2 separate regions of the Mus musculus genome follow, and region 2 is linked to region 1. Evidence: chromatin loops called from intact Hi-C (ENCODE). Cell type or tissue: heart. All regions are shown on one strand. Links, peaks and the distances in the headings refer to the core of each region. The heading gives the core; the rest is flanking DNA.

The links. Hi-C counts contacts between places; a loop is a spot of excess contacts. Peaks named below come from ENCODE experiments on the same cell type or tissue, not always from the same donor. Only the 100,000 strongest peaks of a DNase experiment are listed, where the experiment ranks them.
Region 2: it touches region 1 in a loop (2.2-fold over the local background); 2 of 42 quality-filtered maps call a loop at or near these places.

The regions. Positions count from the first base shown.
Region 1 is chr3:142,705,135-142,712,803 of GRCm38, forward strand. Kyat3 (kynurenine aminotransferase 3) reads left to right here. Exons shown (of 14, transcript NM_001293560.1): 2 at 1,555-1,657. The coding sequence starts at 1,556. Among named protein-coding and RNA genes, the nearest start is that of Kyat3, 7.9 kb to the left of the region's middle. In heart, for the core only: CTCF peaks have their summits at 3,849 (motif pointing left) and 5,707; DNase peaks (open chromatin) are centred at 3,247 and 3,857; H3K27ac peaks cover 224 bases.
Region 2 is chr3:142,290,210-142,297,878 of GRCm38, forward strand. The region is part of intron 7 of Pdlim5 (PDZ and LIM domain 5); the gene reads right to left. Among named protein-coding and RNA genes, the nearest start is that of Pdlim5, 100 kb to the right of the region's middle. In heart, for the core only: a CTCF peak has its summit at 4,827 (motif pointing right); no DNase peak of the experiment used is centred there.

The sequences.
Region 1 (7,669 bases), core at 1,772-6,771:
CCAAGATCCTTTGGGGAGAGACTCTACTGGGTCCAGCATGGCCTTATTGGGGACAGAATAGCACGCTTCCTGCCCCTGGGACAGGGTCAATGGATGTGGTCCTCTATGAGTGTCTATGGCTGCCATGGTCATAAGGCTTGTTTGTATAATAATGTGCATATTTTACACTTCTCCTTTAAGGAATGTCCTCCCTGTTAACCTTAATGACTCCATGACAATCAGATAGTATTAAGACCAGGAGGCAAAGGTGCAGTTAACATATTAACAAAATGGTAAACACTGGGACCTTCAGGACAGCCCTTAGGGCTGTGGGAAATAACTCTAAAAACATGAGTTGGAAAATACATAATTTCTCAACTGTGCAAAGTATAAGGATGCAATATGAATTATGAGTGATTCAAGAATCTAGAGGAACAAAGGCAGCTGCATTAATGATCCAGCTTGTCAGAAAAATACAGAGGCAGGGAGATTCCTGAGTTCAAGGTCAGCCTAGGACTGAGCAGGGTTAGGCCCAGGGGTAGTATAGAAATGGTAATTTCAGGATGGACTCCAACCCATTTATCTGATCACCTGTGTTTAACAGAGTCAGATTTCTGAATCCTTATACAATATTAAAAGAAAATGTGTGCTTGCTGTCTCCTACGAATTAAGGAGCTAGGGTGATGGGCTACTGATTCATAGGAATCAAAAGGAAACCTGAAGTGACTAGATTGATATGTAAAATAAAAGACTGGGCTTATGAACTGCAAGAAATGAGCTATCCAGAGAATTTTTTTAGAATAGCAAGAGAGTACTGTTGAGAGAAGTGTCTCAAGCAGGAGAGAGAGAGAGAGAGCTAGCTAGCTTTCTGCAGCTCTCCAGAGAAGAAAAGAAAGCAAAACAGAGAGAAAGCAGTCTGGAAAGCTGGCTCCAGCAGAGCATAGGCCACCAGCTTGCACTCACGAATTGACTGCGAGTGGTTTGTTTTTGCAGCTCCCAGACACCCCTTCTCTCAGGACCCCTCTCCAAGCCGAGGTTGGTCCCTGGTAGGATCCAAGGAGATCTCCAGTTTGGACTCTCTCTCCACCTAAAGTTTGAGTGAGGGTCTCTATAAGACGAAGAAGAGGAGCTTTCAGGTGATTCCAGAAATGGATAATAAATAATAGAAAGGAAATCCAAAAGGAAAAGAGGCCAGGAAGAAAGCTAGTATAGTTGCCAAAGATGTGAAGTTCTGTAGCTAAATATGCTTGCTGTTAAGCTTGACACACTGAGGAGGGTGTCTAGAACTCACACGGTTAAAGGAGAGACGTGAGTCCCCACAAGATGTCCTAGGAGCCCCACACTCATTATTAGCACGGTTTAACGTCTAATGCTCTGAACCTTGAAGTCTAAATACAGCATAGCATAGTGAGGGCGAGAAGTCTGAAGCATTTTTTATACCGTGTATATATACCTGAAACCCCTCATCAACATTTAAGGTGTATATGCGCTTGTGTTCTCTCAGCCACCCACGGGGATCTTGCAATGGTGCAGCGAACGCTCATTGACTCCTCTTTCAATGTCTCTTTTCTCTAGCATGCTTTTGGCCCAGAGGAGACTCATCTCCCTTGGCTGCAGATCAAAGCCCATAAAGACAATTTACTCTTCTTCGAAAGTCCTCGGACTCTGCACTTCTGCCGTAGGTATTGCTTGTCACAGACCCAATATTGCATGTATTTTCTCACGTTGGTTAAAAATTATGCAATTTCCCAGGGACTTTTAGTATCTCAGTGGGAGGTGTAGTTCTGTGATGTGGGCTGAGGGAGTGAGTCTTAGTGGGGGGTGTAATTCTGTGATGTGGGCTGAGGGAGTGAGTCTCATCACTGGCCAGAACTCTGGTTCTTTGAGCACCTGCCTGCTTGTCGCTCGTGGCTCATCGTGGTGGCCGTTCTTAGTCTACGGTCACAAAATATGAGTTTGAATATGAGTTTCTCTGTGTTCCAAATGAGAATGTGTGACAGGTGTATTCACTTGCCCAAAGTTGGGTACCTTACTCACCGTGCCTGGCTCTGCCATGCTGAAGTGCAAACCTTTTTGTTTAGCAAAGGCTATTGCTGTGACCAAAAGTCCAAAAGTGCAGGTCGATGACCTCCAGTTCACCTAATTCAGTGTTTCTCAACCTACGGGTTGTGACCCTTTCACAGGAGTCATATCTGATATCCTGCATGTCAGAGGTGACACTTAACAACAATAGCCATCACTTAGGTCATCAAGAAGGGGAAGCCAACAGAGCTGCCATTTATTATTATTTATTATTTTGGTTACCTGTGGAGTTCAGGTGCCGTCTCACTGTTAGCTTCAAGGTTGATAGAGACAGGGGTTCACTCAGGTTAGGGGTACAGGTTAGGAGTGTTGTCTGATAGTCATGTGGGTGTTAGGTGAGACGCAGAAGGTGAACACTGGAGTTGCACGTGTGGACCACTGCACAGCATGCCAAGCTGTACCTCGCCCCACCCCCAGCATCTGGGAAACCTCCAGGGCTTAGCTGTGTCTCCAGCTGCCATGAGTTCAGAGAAGCCAGTGGGCACAGGTGTGTATGAAATACGCAATGCATGGAAAGGCAAACTACTTTCTCCACAGACTGAAGTCAGCCAAACGTGCAGCAACAGGCTTTGATAGATACCTGTTTGCCTTCAGTTTAGGAAGGTCCAGCGCAGTTCACACCCACTGCGCTCCTAGGACCGGTCCTGGGAGGGTGTGCCGCCCGTGCCTGGCTTCCTGTTGAGGTATGTGTAAGATTTTCCTCTAACACACCATCTCTCGGAGAGTCAGGATTGACCCGTCCAGCAGGTCCAGTTATTCGAGGATCTCGAGGGGACCTCCTCCTAATAACCAAATGGGGGGTAGAGAGAGACGAGGGTCTTGTACGAGTAACGACACGGAATCCGTTCTGAAGTTGTATCAAGACCCCCAAAATGTATTAGCCAGGCCCAAGGTTTAAATACACAAGCAAAGGGGGAAGTGCCTTTCAGCAGGAAGGATGGGGCAGTAGAATTGCACAAGGAAACGGGGAAGTACAGATACTTATCAGCGAGAGGGATGGGGTAATACAAGCAAAAGGAGAAGTATTTATCAGTGGGAGGGGGGGCAATAGAATTGCACATTCTTAGGCAGTTACGCGGGGAAGCAGGAACTTGGCGGTATCAGGGTATCTTGAGGTCAGGACATCCGGCGCTGACTTTCTTGGAGCGGTGCATCCGGTGGCCCACTTTTGACCCTCTTTTCTTCTCGGGGGGAGAGGCCCAATTCAGAGATCAGGACAATAGTGTTGCCTTAATGGCTCCCAACACAGGATCACTCATGAGTTCAGTCAAGAGAAGCTGAACACATCACATTCAAAATGTTCATTTTTTTGGCTGGTTGATTTGGTTTGGTGCGGTTTTTCAGACAGGGTTTCCTGTAAGGGAGTCTGACCTAGAGCTTGCTAGGTAGCTCCGGCTGGCTTCCTCCTGCCTCTGCCTCTCAAGTTCTTGGCTTACAGGTATGCATCACCATGCCTGCCTGCCTGCCTGCCTGCCTGCCTGCTTATTTGTAGTTTGAGACAGGCACTATATAGACCAGGCTGACCTCAACTTTGTAATGATTCCTTATCTCCAGCCTCCAGTACTGTTGGGAATACAGGACAGCCACGAAACCCAGCTTAGAAATAATAGTGTATAAAATAGAGAAACCGAGTATGTGTTGCTTAGAGGTTTCCGTTAGATTCTCAGACCTTTGTATCTGGAGTAATTGCCTCATCCTTAAATCTTAGTTCAGAGGTCCGGCTGAATTTTACATTCAGTTTTTCCATCATGGCAGGAGCAGTCTGTGTTGGTGCTGCCATCTAGTGGCCAAACATAGTAATCCACCTGGTTTCCTGAATACGGAGCTCCTATCTGGGAAGCTCCTATCTGTGAGATCATTTTGTTTATCTTTACTTGAGGAACTTCCGTTCTTTCCAGAGAGAAAAAGGAGGCGTGGTCTCAGAACACCCTGACAACCTTTTCAAATCAAGTCTAGATGCAACAAACTACAGTGAAGACTGACAACTCAATTGATCGTTTGCTAGAAAACGATCCGTGAAAAACCAGCCACAAGCAACCACACAGCATCCCCGTAACCCCGTGGCAGCGGGCCTTGTGTTTGTCTGTAGCTCATGGCTTACCTTGTGGAGCTGTAAATTGAACCCAGAGCCTGCACACTCAAAGCAAACACTCCTCCACTGAGCTATAACCCAGTCCTTTGATTTGTTCTTTGTCATTACGGATTAGTTCGCCTTTGTATTTTATAGGAGGGTTTTTTTTATATACATACAATGATTTTAAGTGTAGCATGTCGGTGGTTTCTCCCTCCTTGCCGTTGAGTGCTACTTCAGGTTGTAGATTGGCCGTTGCTTCCTTCTCTTTTCCCCCTTTGAGAAGCTTTGTGTTGTTTCTAGGTTTAGATTTCTGTGCATAAACTGTGTGAAGGGTCCCTGTGCCTTGATTTATTAGATGAGGTTTTCCGTTCTCTTGTAAACACCTCACAGTGAGATGTCTGCTTTACTTTTAACTATATTTAAATTATGTTTAGTTTTTAGGTCACTTCCAAAACATTTCCCAAACTGCCTGGACCCCATTACATCCCATGAGGCCTGAGCAGTAGCCAGTGGCCCACATCCCTGTCCGCAACACTTGCTGTCTACAAACATCTTAATGGATTCATTATGATGTCTCCTGATTTTAGTTTTCATTTCCCTGGAGATTCCTGGGGCTTAATGTCCCTCCCTGAGAGTGAATTTGGGCGTGGGGTGGGGGAGGTTACTTTGTGTCTTGGGAAGGAAAGTAGAGTAGGTGGGGACAGAGATGAAACAAAACCTGTGGGCTCGAGGTCTCTTCCCTGTGTGCTGGAGCGCCCCTCTGCACTTCCAACAGAAGCGCCAACCTTCTTATCATTCTCCTTTATACCAAAAGACTGCATGCAGATTTAGTCTGCAACTCATGCAAATAAGAGGTCTGATAGCTTTGGGCTGTTGAGGGCATCTGATGTGCCAGGGGAAGCCTCGGCCCTTGGTAATGTCCCAGTGAAGTCCTGAGAGTGCCGGGTTGCACAGAAGCCCGAGTGACAGCTGTGTACTTCACAAAAGAAGCCATGGCATAGGTTGGGAGATAGTATGGCATTTCCAGTGTGTTTTAAACGAAACGAGAGACATTATGAAGTATTATTAGTGATAAGGAATGAAGGAGTCCTAAGTGCTGTGGCTGTGGGCACTGGGACATCAAAATATACACAAATAAGTAAAATTAAAATACAATAGTGTGAGTGTGTGTGTGTGTGTGTGTGTGTGTGTGTGTGTGTAGTATTCAGGGTTCTTCTAGAAGAATACAGAATCATACATTGTATACAGCTCTGCTTTTGCTATTTTAGGCCTTTCTTGCCCTCTAGTCACCTTGGCTGCGCTGGGTAAAGACTTGATTAATGACTTCTACTGTCTGGATTTGACAGCCTCGTTTCCCTCAGCTTCATCCCCTTGTTTGTGAGGCTTTTTCTGTACCCGTCTCATCCAACCTACAAGCATTAAATCCTGTGGGTTAAGTCCTTAAAATGTGTACAGCTGTAGCTTCCTGTATTGGGCGCCCGGGTTGTAATTCCTTTCATCTTTGGAACTAGCTTTGTTGACAGTTTTCCTTATCTTTGCTAAACTCGCTCGCCACCGCCACCGTGTGTTGAAGCTCTAGAGAGGCACCCTTCCCTTCAAGCTGAGGAAAGATTAAGTAGCTTGTGATTTCAGCAGCTTTGTATAAGACACAGCTCGTGAATATGCAACACCTGAAATCTCACTGATGAACAAATGCACTCCACATGCTTGGCTGTGTTCAAAATTCACACCAGACCTTTAGCTGCTCTCTAGGAAGTAAGTTTTACACAACCACTATTTACCTCTGCCGTTGAGTCTGGTGTGCGAAGAGCATCTTATGACCTTGGTCAAAGCGAAGGGAGATTGCTTATTCTGGGGCCAAATATGAGTTGCCGTTGTTCAGGAGCACGGGAACACCCAAATTCCATGTTCCAGTGTGTTAACAGTCTGATGGAGCTTTTGTGGTAATGAACAAAGATAGTCATGAATCAAGCCAGTTTTAAAATATGTTGGTGAAGACATTAGGTAGGGAGGTTAAAGCAAGGTGCGTGCGTGCGCATGTGTTGGGGGGGGGTCTCTATTCTTATCTGTGACACTCAGCCTTTCGGTTGGCAAAGCTAGTGATCTATTATACCATTCAAAGGATTTTTGTACATTAGCCATAAATACATTAGAATAGACACTGAGTCCCTCAAGGGGGCTGAAAATAACCTGAGAGAAATTGAAACTGGGCTCTGGACCTGCAACGTTCCAACCTAACCTCTGTGAGTGACCAGTGGCTTCTCACCTACTTCTCACCCGTCAACTGATTTCCCCAGTGCGTGAGCAAAGCAAGTGCTTACGCAATGGGAGGTTTAGTTTGTTTTTGCTTCATTTTGTTTTCTTCTCTTCATTGCCTTTGGAGGCCAAAAGGCTGACATCACTTTAATAGAGACCTTCCTTCCTACTGAAGGAAGGAAGAGTCTTACGTTCTCTGGCTTTTCAGTGGTTTCCATGGGGGGTTTTGGCATTCCTGACTTGGAGAGCCATGACTTTAGCCTCTGTCAAGGCCTCCACACTGGGTGCCCAGATGTCCCCTTAAATGAGGAGCCAACACATCAAAGCAGATGTGAGCCCACCCTAGTGACCTCATCTTAACTCTGGCATATGCAATGAGCCTATTTCTTCTTTTTACGACATCTTTTTTTTAATTTTTTATGCATCTGAGTGTTTTGTCTGCATGCATGTGTATGTATCACATACATTGATTGATACTTCCCAGAAGAGGGTGTCAGAACTCTGGAACTGGAGTTACAAAATCTTCCATGTGGGTGCTGGGACTAAATCACATCTTCTAGAAGGATATCCAGTGCTCTTAGCTACTGAGCCATGTCTCCAGTCCCCAGGGACCCTATTTCTATAGCCAAACTCTGAGTATTAAGAGTTAGGGTCTCCACCTACGTAATTGAGGCACACCAAATTCAACCCATAACAGCGACCTGTCTGATCCTGCCTTTATTTAGTTGTTTCCCAAAGTACTTACTGCTTCCCCTAGTGGGCAGTTACATAACCCGACTTCATGGCTCAGCCATGAAATAACTGATTATATATATATATTTCTTAAAGGAGGTAGTGTTTGGGTAGAGGCTGAATTTTGTCTCAAGATGACAGTGACAAAGAGCAGAGCAGCAGCTGAGGTTCTGTGCATAAGAAATATAAGCGAAAGGAAAACCTTTATAATCTTATGCTTTTAGTTACTGTACTGGGGCTAGGAAGATTGGGGTTAAAGCATTTGTCGTACAAGTGTGAGGACATGCACTCCTGTGGGAAACGGATGCGGTCGCATGGGCCAAGATGGCGCCCTGGCCCATTGCCAAGCCCAGTGAAACCCACATGTTTACTGCCTTGCCCGAACATGCGCAGTGAAACTGCATGTGTAAGCTACCTGCCAAGTTGGATCTGTCAGCCTATCTGTGACCGATCTGAGCTTGTGCCTGGAGCGTGTGTGATTCTGATTGGATGAGGTGGTGTGGAGGGAGATGAGGTCAGTTGCCGCTACTGTATAAATATAGACCT
Region 2 (7,669 bases), core at 1,729-6,728, 410 kb before region 1:
CAACCTCCTGGAACCTTGGCATTCTCATAACCTGTCTACTCATACCCTATCCCCGAGTTAGTCTGGTATATGGATCCACGTGCTCTCTTTTAATATTATTTTATTATAAGTGCCTTTAAAGATTGAATTCTGACATAGCTAAGCTTTCGCCAGTGTTGCAACGTCCTAGAAAATGCTTGAAGCCTATGAGCTTGGAATTCAGTAGGAATTCAGTAAGAATGTTATCTATTCAGTAACATTCAAATTTACTTCTAGTAGAGATGTGAAACTAATTAGGCATTATAAAGAAGGAGCTAGAACAGCTCAGGGCTAGTCTGCAGAGTGATTACTTAGGACAGTAGCCAGTCTTACCCAAACAAGGGAATACACAATGGCCTAGCTAATAGGTGGGTTTACCATGTAAGAGTTAGGGAATCCCACTGAGAGGAATCTTCACTACAGCCTGGTATAGCAGGCTACATTGTATATTACAAGTTGGTGAATTCTTCTGACAAATGGAGATTCTCCATAGATACTTAAAAGAACAGCCAAGTTACACTCATACAAGAATTTATCAGCCTAGGAAATAGGAGGTTTGTGGTATTGCAATTTTCATGAGAAGGTCTGCTAGAGCAGAACCCCCTGGTGCTAGCTTTCACAAGGCTCAAAGGAGTAGCACAAATTGTGATGAGGGTGTGAAATCCTTACCTGTCATTAGCTGACCTTAGGCAGAGCTGTTTTATCTTTACTGTAAATATTACCTGGTTCCTGTAAGTCCTTCAAAAGTCATTCCTTTGTTTTGTGTCAGGTAACTTCAATGTACATTTCCAGCCTTGACCTCCTACCCCTTTGCTTTCTGTGTTATATAAGACTGGTGTACACTTTGTGACAATACATTCAGATTCTACACAATCTCTTGTGTCGCTTCTGTTTGTCATTCATTCGCCGACTCCTTGTTCACCTGCAACTAGAGACCCATTCTAAGCAGACAGGGACCAAAAAGGGTCTGTGGCAACCCGGGTATTTGGTGATTCAAAATACTGTCAGTGAGGTAACTGATAACAACTGTAGAATGAAGCAAAGAGGAGGCACTGAGACAGGTAACCCAGAGATGAGACCCTGAGACAGTCAGAAGACTGTTAACCATGAACCTTAGTGAGGAAAGTAAGAGATCGATGAATTGCCTTAAGTGGTTTATGCTCAGGAATTTAAATAAATGGGAATCCCTAACTAGTGTCTACTGACCTCAGCCTTCTCTTTCATATGGCATATCATGCTGCCATATATAAGCCACACAGTAAAGTAAAACCCCCTTTGCATTTTTTTTGTCACACTGTATGTTCTTCTACGCTTCCCCAGCATTCTTGTTCTCCTATGATCTAGCCGCTGGAAAGTGAGTGGCACAAAGTAAGGACTTCATAGAGCTTTTGCTGGACTTTTTCTATTCCATGTGAAGGTCTTCTTCTGCCATCCAAGCTCACCCTGAACTATCCATTCTCCTCTCTCACCACCTTATGTAACTACAACTACAGGTGCACGACATTGATATTTGTTCTAGATTACTACTTATAATGCCCAACACAAAGTAAATGCTATAGAAATAGGTGTGATATTGTGTAGAGAATGGCTAGGAATGAAAGTCTATAGAATCTAGATGGAAAAAAGTTTAGATCCATAGTTGGGTGGATTTATGGATGAGGACCCACAGATATGGAGGGTCAAATAAACTAAGTGTGAGCTGGGGCCATTGCTAATCTATGAGGTCTGCAAGAAAAACAAAATGTCCAATGCATAACTTAACAATCTCCCAGCCAAAAGTATATCAATGCACAGTAACTTCTTGGCTGCTTGTTTGTTTGTTTTTCAGGATTGTTATTTATGAAGCTCTTAGAAACCAATGTCAAGAGCTGAAAGGTAATATACCAGGTGATATTTAGTAGTGCTGCACTTGTGTGCCAACAGATTTAGGAGCTACAAGAAATCAGAGTGGGGGTGGGGGGTGATGGATGAGAAGGTCTATGAAACACTGTCTTTTGGGTATGACTGCATTTCATAAGGTTTACTTTCAAGCATCTTGCTCTTAAAACACAAAGGAAGAATCTTCCTCTGTATCAGGTGTTACAGAAGAGTCAAATATGTTGGTTTCAGCTGCGCATAGATACATTAAACTTCCTATTTCTTATTCTCTAGAATTGGTCCAATTTCATAAATTCCCAATATATGTTTGAAGGATGGACTGGTAATAGATGCATATCTTCACAATACATGCTAAATTAGGGGGCAGGGTTGCGGAGGTCTCCACCCAAGTCAATGGTTGATCCTTTAAGCATATGATTTGCTTAAATTACAATAAATACATGTCACTCATTAATTCTGTACAGAGGTCTTAAGACCTTTTCTTTGATGATTTGTTGAAATTACTATTCCCATCAACCATTTGAAATCCATGCTATGGTTAAATGTGACCTAACTCTTGAGAACTCATTCTGGGTCTTTTCAATTCTGCTCACTTGTCTTATCTCATCTTATTAGTCATGTGCTTAGGAATGCCAGCTAGAGGCTAAATAAACGGCTTAAAGGGTAAAAGTGCTCGCCACAGAAGTTTGAGTAAGTATTAGAATCCCAAGACTGCAAAAGCTAACATGCCAAGAGTGATAATCTCTACTCTCTTTAGGGAGATGGGAGACAAAGACAGGGGAACTCCTAGAAACCCACAAGACAGCTAGCCTACCATTTGTAGTAAAAAAAAATAAGCAAAAGAAATTGTCTCAAACAAGATGTAAAGAAAAGAGCAGTACCAAAGGTTGTCACCTGATCTATGCACGCACACCATGGCACGAAAGTGACCAAATTCACACACATATGTGAACGCATACATATACACATCACGTGCTCTTTCCTCTCCCACCTCCCACTCTCAGAATGTCATCTAGATTTTCATGCCAAGTGCGCTCAAATTTAAACTAGTTTATTTAAAAGTAAACCTTTCCTTTAAAAAAAAAAAGGAAAAAGAATATTTTCCTCTTCTTATTCTTGTTTCTTTCCCATTCTTCAGCTTAAAAAATGTAGACAATGCTCCTTAGCAATCACTGAGTAAAATATGACTAGAGACAAAAATAAAACTGATTCAAAGAGTTTAGAATCCGTTTATATGTGAGCATCAATTCCTTCCAGAGGCAAGTAAATCAAAACCCTTTCAGTGTGTGCTTCTCAAGTCCAGTTAGTTTTGCTTCATTATATATTTCAACAATAACAAAAAAATCTCACAATAACCACTGAAAACACTGCTCCTTTCTTCCGCCTTTTTAACGCCCCAAATTAATGCTGCTTGGTAGTTTTATTTATTTAGATAGACGTGTGTTCTTCTTAGTCTGTATCAGAAACTTGACACAGCCAAGACAGAGCCTCAGTTAAAGAAGCGGCCTGTGGCAATGCCTGTGATGAACTATCTTTACTGAGATTCGCGGAGGACAGCCCAGCCAACTGCAGGCCGTATCAGCCCCGGGCAGGTGCATCTGGGCACAGTTCCTCTTTGGTTTCTGCTTCAACTTCTTCCTTGACTTCCTGCCTAGAATTCCCTCGGGGATGCACTGAGCCCTGGAAAGCATAAGCCAAATCAACCCTTTCCTCCCAAGTTGCCCTTGGTCAGGGTGTTTACCACAGCAACAGAAAGCAATCTAGATCAAGGTTCACTTTCTTAACATCATGTGCTATGCTTACAATTTCCTTTATAAGAGCTACTAACATTTGCCTCCTTTCATGCGGCTTGATACCCTGATTTTTACTCTGTCTAAACATGTTCCTTTTCCATAATAAAGTTTCAAATTGCCTACTCTCTAACCAATGCATACAAGGCTCTGAAGTTGTAAAATCTTCCAAAATTTCACTCTCAGTTTCCTTCTTATGAATTGCTAGACACTACCGTAATAAAAAATCAAGTACATGAAAAAACAGTTACCTCAAAATGTCCCCAGAATTATCCACCTTTATTTAGTGTGTTCTGTCCAAAGCAGTAAGGTCAGCCACCAACAGAACAATTAATTACACACATGGGACCGGTGAGATGAGCGCCTAGCATTAAGGCAGACACGGGGGGAGCTCAACAAACACCTTCCAATAGATACTGAAATGGAGATACGGAAGGGAATGCTGGGACAAGGTGAGACAGGCTTTGAGATACTTGTAATTTATCAAGTTGTTTAAGAAAATAGAAATTAAGTTGTTATAATATCCTTCCCATCCTTTACTTTTAATCATGCAAATGTATTAACTTTATTTCTTTTATAAGATTAAATAAGAAAAACATCTTTATATAAACATAAAAGCAGAATAACAGTTTTCTGAAATATCAATGTAGTTGAAATATGTGAAATTAACTAGACTAAAAAGAGGTCAAACAAAATCTTCATCATGGTGAAACTGCCTATTATCAATGCTACTAAGTATTACAAGTTGTAATTTGTTTTATGGTAGAAAAAAATTAGCCTGCAGGAATCTTGTTTGATACTGCATTTTTGAACAGACAATAACAACATTGTGTTTATTCTGTGAAGGGAGGTGTGGAAGAAGTTAACTCGAGCAGCATCATAACATTTACCAATCTGACAAGTGTGCCCAAGTTCTAGGCATATATTATGTGTGGACTCTATAAATAAATCGAGTCTACATATTAAAATGCTGATTCTTCTAATAAAGAACTTTATAAAATGTAATAAGCCACAAATAATTCGACAAAGTCATAAAGCAGTTTTTAAAGTATACAGAGAACAACGTATATATACATAAAAATACAGAGTAACTATGAACTGCCAGAACAACTCAAGTGTAATAATTACTTATGCTCAGTAGATGGCGACAGCTGCATTAGTCACAAACACACTGTTGATAGACCATAGACTAATGTACCAACAGAGCTTTAAGGGAGGTCACGTACAAATACTCTGTATGCATTAGACACAAATGACTTGCTCATGTACTCGTATTTGAACTGTGACTCTTTTCCAGATTGTCATATGGACTACATAGGAATGCTAGGGGATTCTAGCTATTTTCAGAATTATTTTATAAATTTAGACTGATGTAGGGGGTTCTGGTGTTCTATCCTTTAGATTTAAGTGTGAGTGTCAACTGATCTCATAACAAATATCGGATGGGGAACAATTCTCACTTCCTCTGCAGAGCTTATGAAATAGCAGTTCAGGGTAACAAACATGCTTAACTAGCGTGCACCGTTGTGTATGTGCAGGATATGCACATATGGGTACATGCACGAGCTAGTGGAGTCCAGAAGTCAGCAGTGGTGTCTTGTTCTGTCACCTTCCACCTTAATCTTAGGCTGAGCTCTCGCTGAGCCCACAGCTCACCCACTGGGCAAGCCTAGCAGAGCAACAAGCCCTGGGACTCTTGTCTCCAACGCACTAGCACACAGGACGGGCTTGTTACATGTATTTGGGGTTAAACTCAGGTCCTCATGCTTGCAAGGGCAAGGACTTTATTGATAGAACCATCTGCCCAGGCCCTGTGTGTGTGTGTCTTGATAAATATGTTTCTGAAGTAGAACAATAAAAAAAGACATGAAATCGGCCAGAAAGTTTTTTCTAACTTTTATGGGCTCATATTTATTTGCCTATGAAAAATTTAAAAAAAATAACATGCAAAAGAATATATTAGGGAAATCTCCTGCAGTTTGTTTCTAAATTGTTGATGAATATGTAAATATGACAGGTCTCTATTCAGAAGTAACTTAGATGCATTCTTCCAGTGGAAAACCCCACGCTTATAAGGCAGGAATCATTGGCATCACGTGTATTCTTCACTCCATGAGTATTTTACCTTCAAAAGGTAAAACTGGAGATTCCAGTTTGAAACTTTTCACAAACACTAACCATTTTAATTCTTTAATTATTTGAAAACTGGAAAACCACATCTTGTGTTATAATTCTCTGTGTTCTTACGTGTGATGTGTACATGTGTGTATATGATTTGTGTGCATTGATTGCATCATGTAAATGTATGGGTGTGTGCACCTATGCACACTCATGTGGAGGCCAGAGGAGGATGCAGACTGTCTCCCACATACCACTCTCCTCACTGCCATGAGAAGCATCTCTCACTGAATCAGAAGTTCACCATCTTGTTAGCCCAGCTGTCCACGGAGCTCCCAGGATCCATCTTTCCTTGCGCCAGTGCTGAAGTTACAGGCATGGACAGTCATGCCTGAATTTCTCTTGTCTTTGAGTGCTGGAGACCAAGCTCAGGTCCTCACACTTACAGAGCAAGTGCTCTCACCTGCTGAGCCACCGTCTCAGCACCATGTTATAATTCTTCATCACAAAATACTAAAACTCCATCCTCTGTTGTGGACAAAGGGTAAAAGACTGACGAACTATGCTTGATCCTAACAAGTTTAAGCAATTTCTCTTGCTCAAGTAAAATGCTAGATTATATTTATTTACATATAAACTGCATACTATTAATACTCCTTTTAGTAGAAAAAAGGATATCATGAAGAGCACCCCTTAATTTTAAATAAGTGTTATCGTGTTTGACAAAATTATATATTTTACATATAAATGTTTTAAGGAAGTAATTTTTTCAAAGTTTCAATGGCTTGCCATAATTTTCTATCCTGGTACATACTCATTCACCACCACCATCACCATCATCACCACCATCACCATCATCACCATCATCACCATCCTTTCTATTTATACTGTGTTACTAACACGATGGTTCTTAGTTTATTTATTGTATTTGTAGCTCTAGAGACCAAACCCAGGACTTAACACATACAAAACAAGGACTCTAAGTACATCTTGGCCCTGCTGTTGCCTTTTAAAGTCCATGATATAAAGTAGATTCTCTAACATGAATGGCAAATGATTTGTTTCTTTTCCCAATCAGAGCTCTAAGTGTCTCATGTATTTGTTTCAAAGCTTAATTGTTTTCTCGACCCATTAGACACCAGAATGCCTACAAAAGCATCACATAAACGCACGCACACACACACACACACACACACACACACACACACAAACACACACTAAAAAGCAAAGGCTGCTTTAATGACGCAAACAAACAAAACACTTTCATACCTGTTTTATGAACAGATAAATTTAGTAGAAAAGTATCAACTACAGGCAAATGCGTGGTCGGAAGTACTGCAATTTTCCTTTCAAAAACAAAATAGATTTACCAGAAGACCCAGCAATACCACTCTTGGGAATATACCCAAGATGCCCCACCATGCCACAGGGGCACATGTTTGACTATGTTCATAGTGGCCTTATTTGTGATAGCCAGAAGCTAGAAACAACCCAGATGTCCCACAACAGAAGAATGGATACAGAAAATGTAGTTCATTTACACAATGGAGTACTACTCAGCTATTAAGAATGAGGACACCCTGACTTTTGTAGGCAAATGGATGGAACTAGAAAATATCATCCTGAGTGAGGTAACTCAGACCCAAAAGGACAAGCATAGTATGTATTCACTAATAAGTGGATATTAGCCAAAATAAATAAATAGAGAGAGAGAGAGAGAGAGAGAGAGAGAGAGAGAGAGAGAGAGAGAGAGAGAAAGAAAGAAAGAAAGAAAGAAAGAAAGAAAGAAAGAAAGAAAGAAAGAAAGAAAAGAGGGAGGGAGGGAGGGAGGGAGGGAGGGAGGGAGGGAGGGAAGAAAGGAAGAA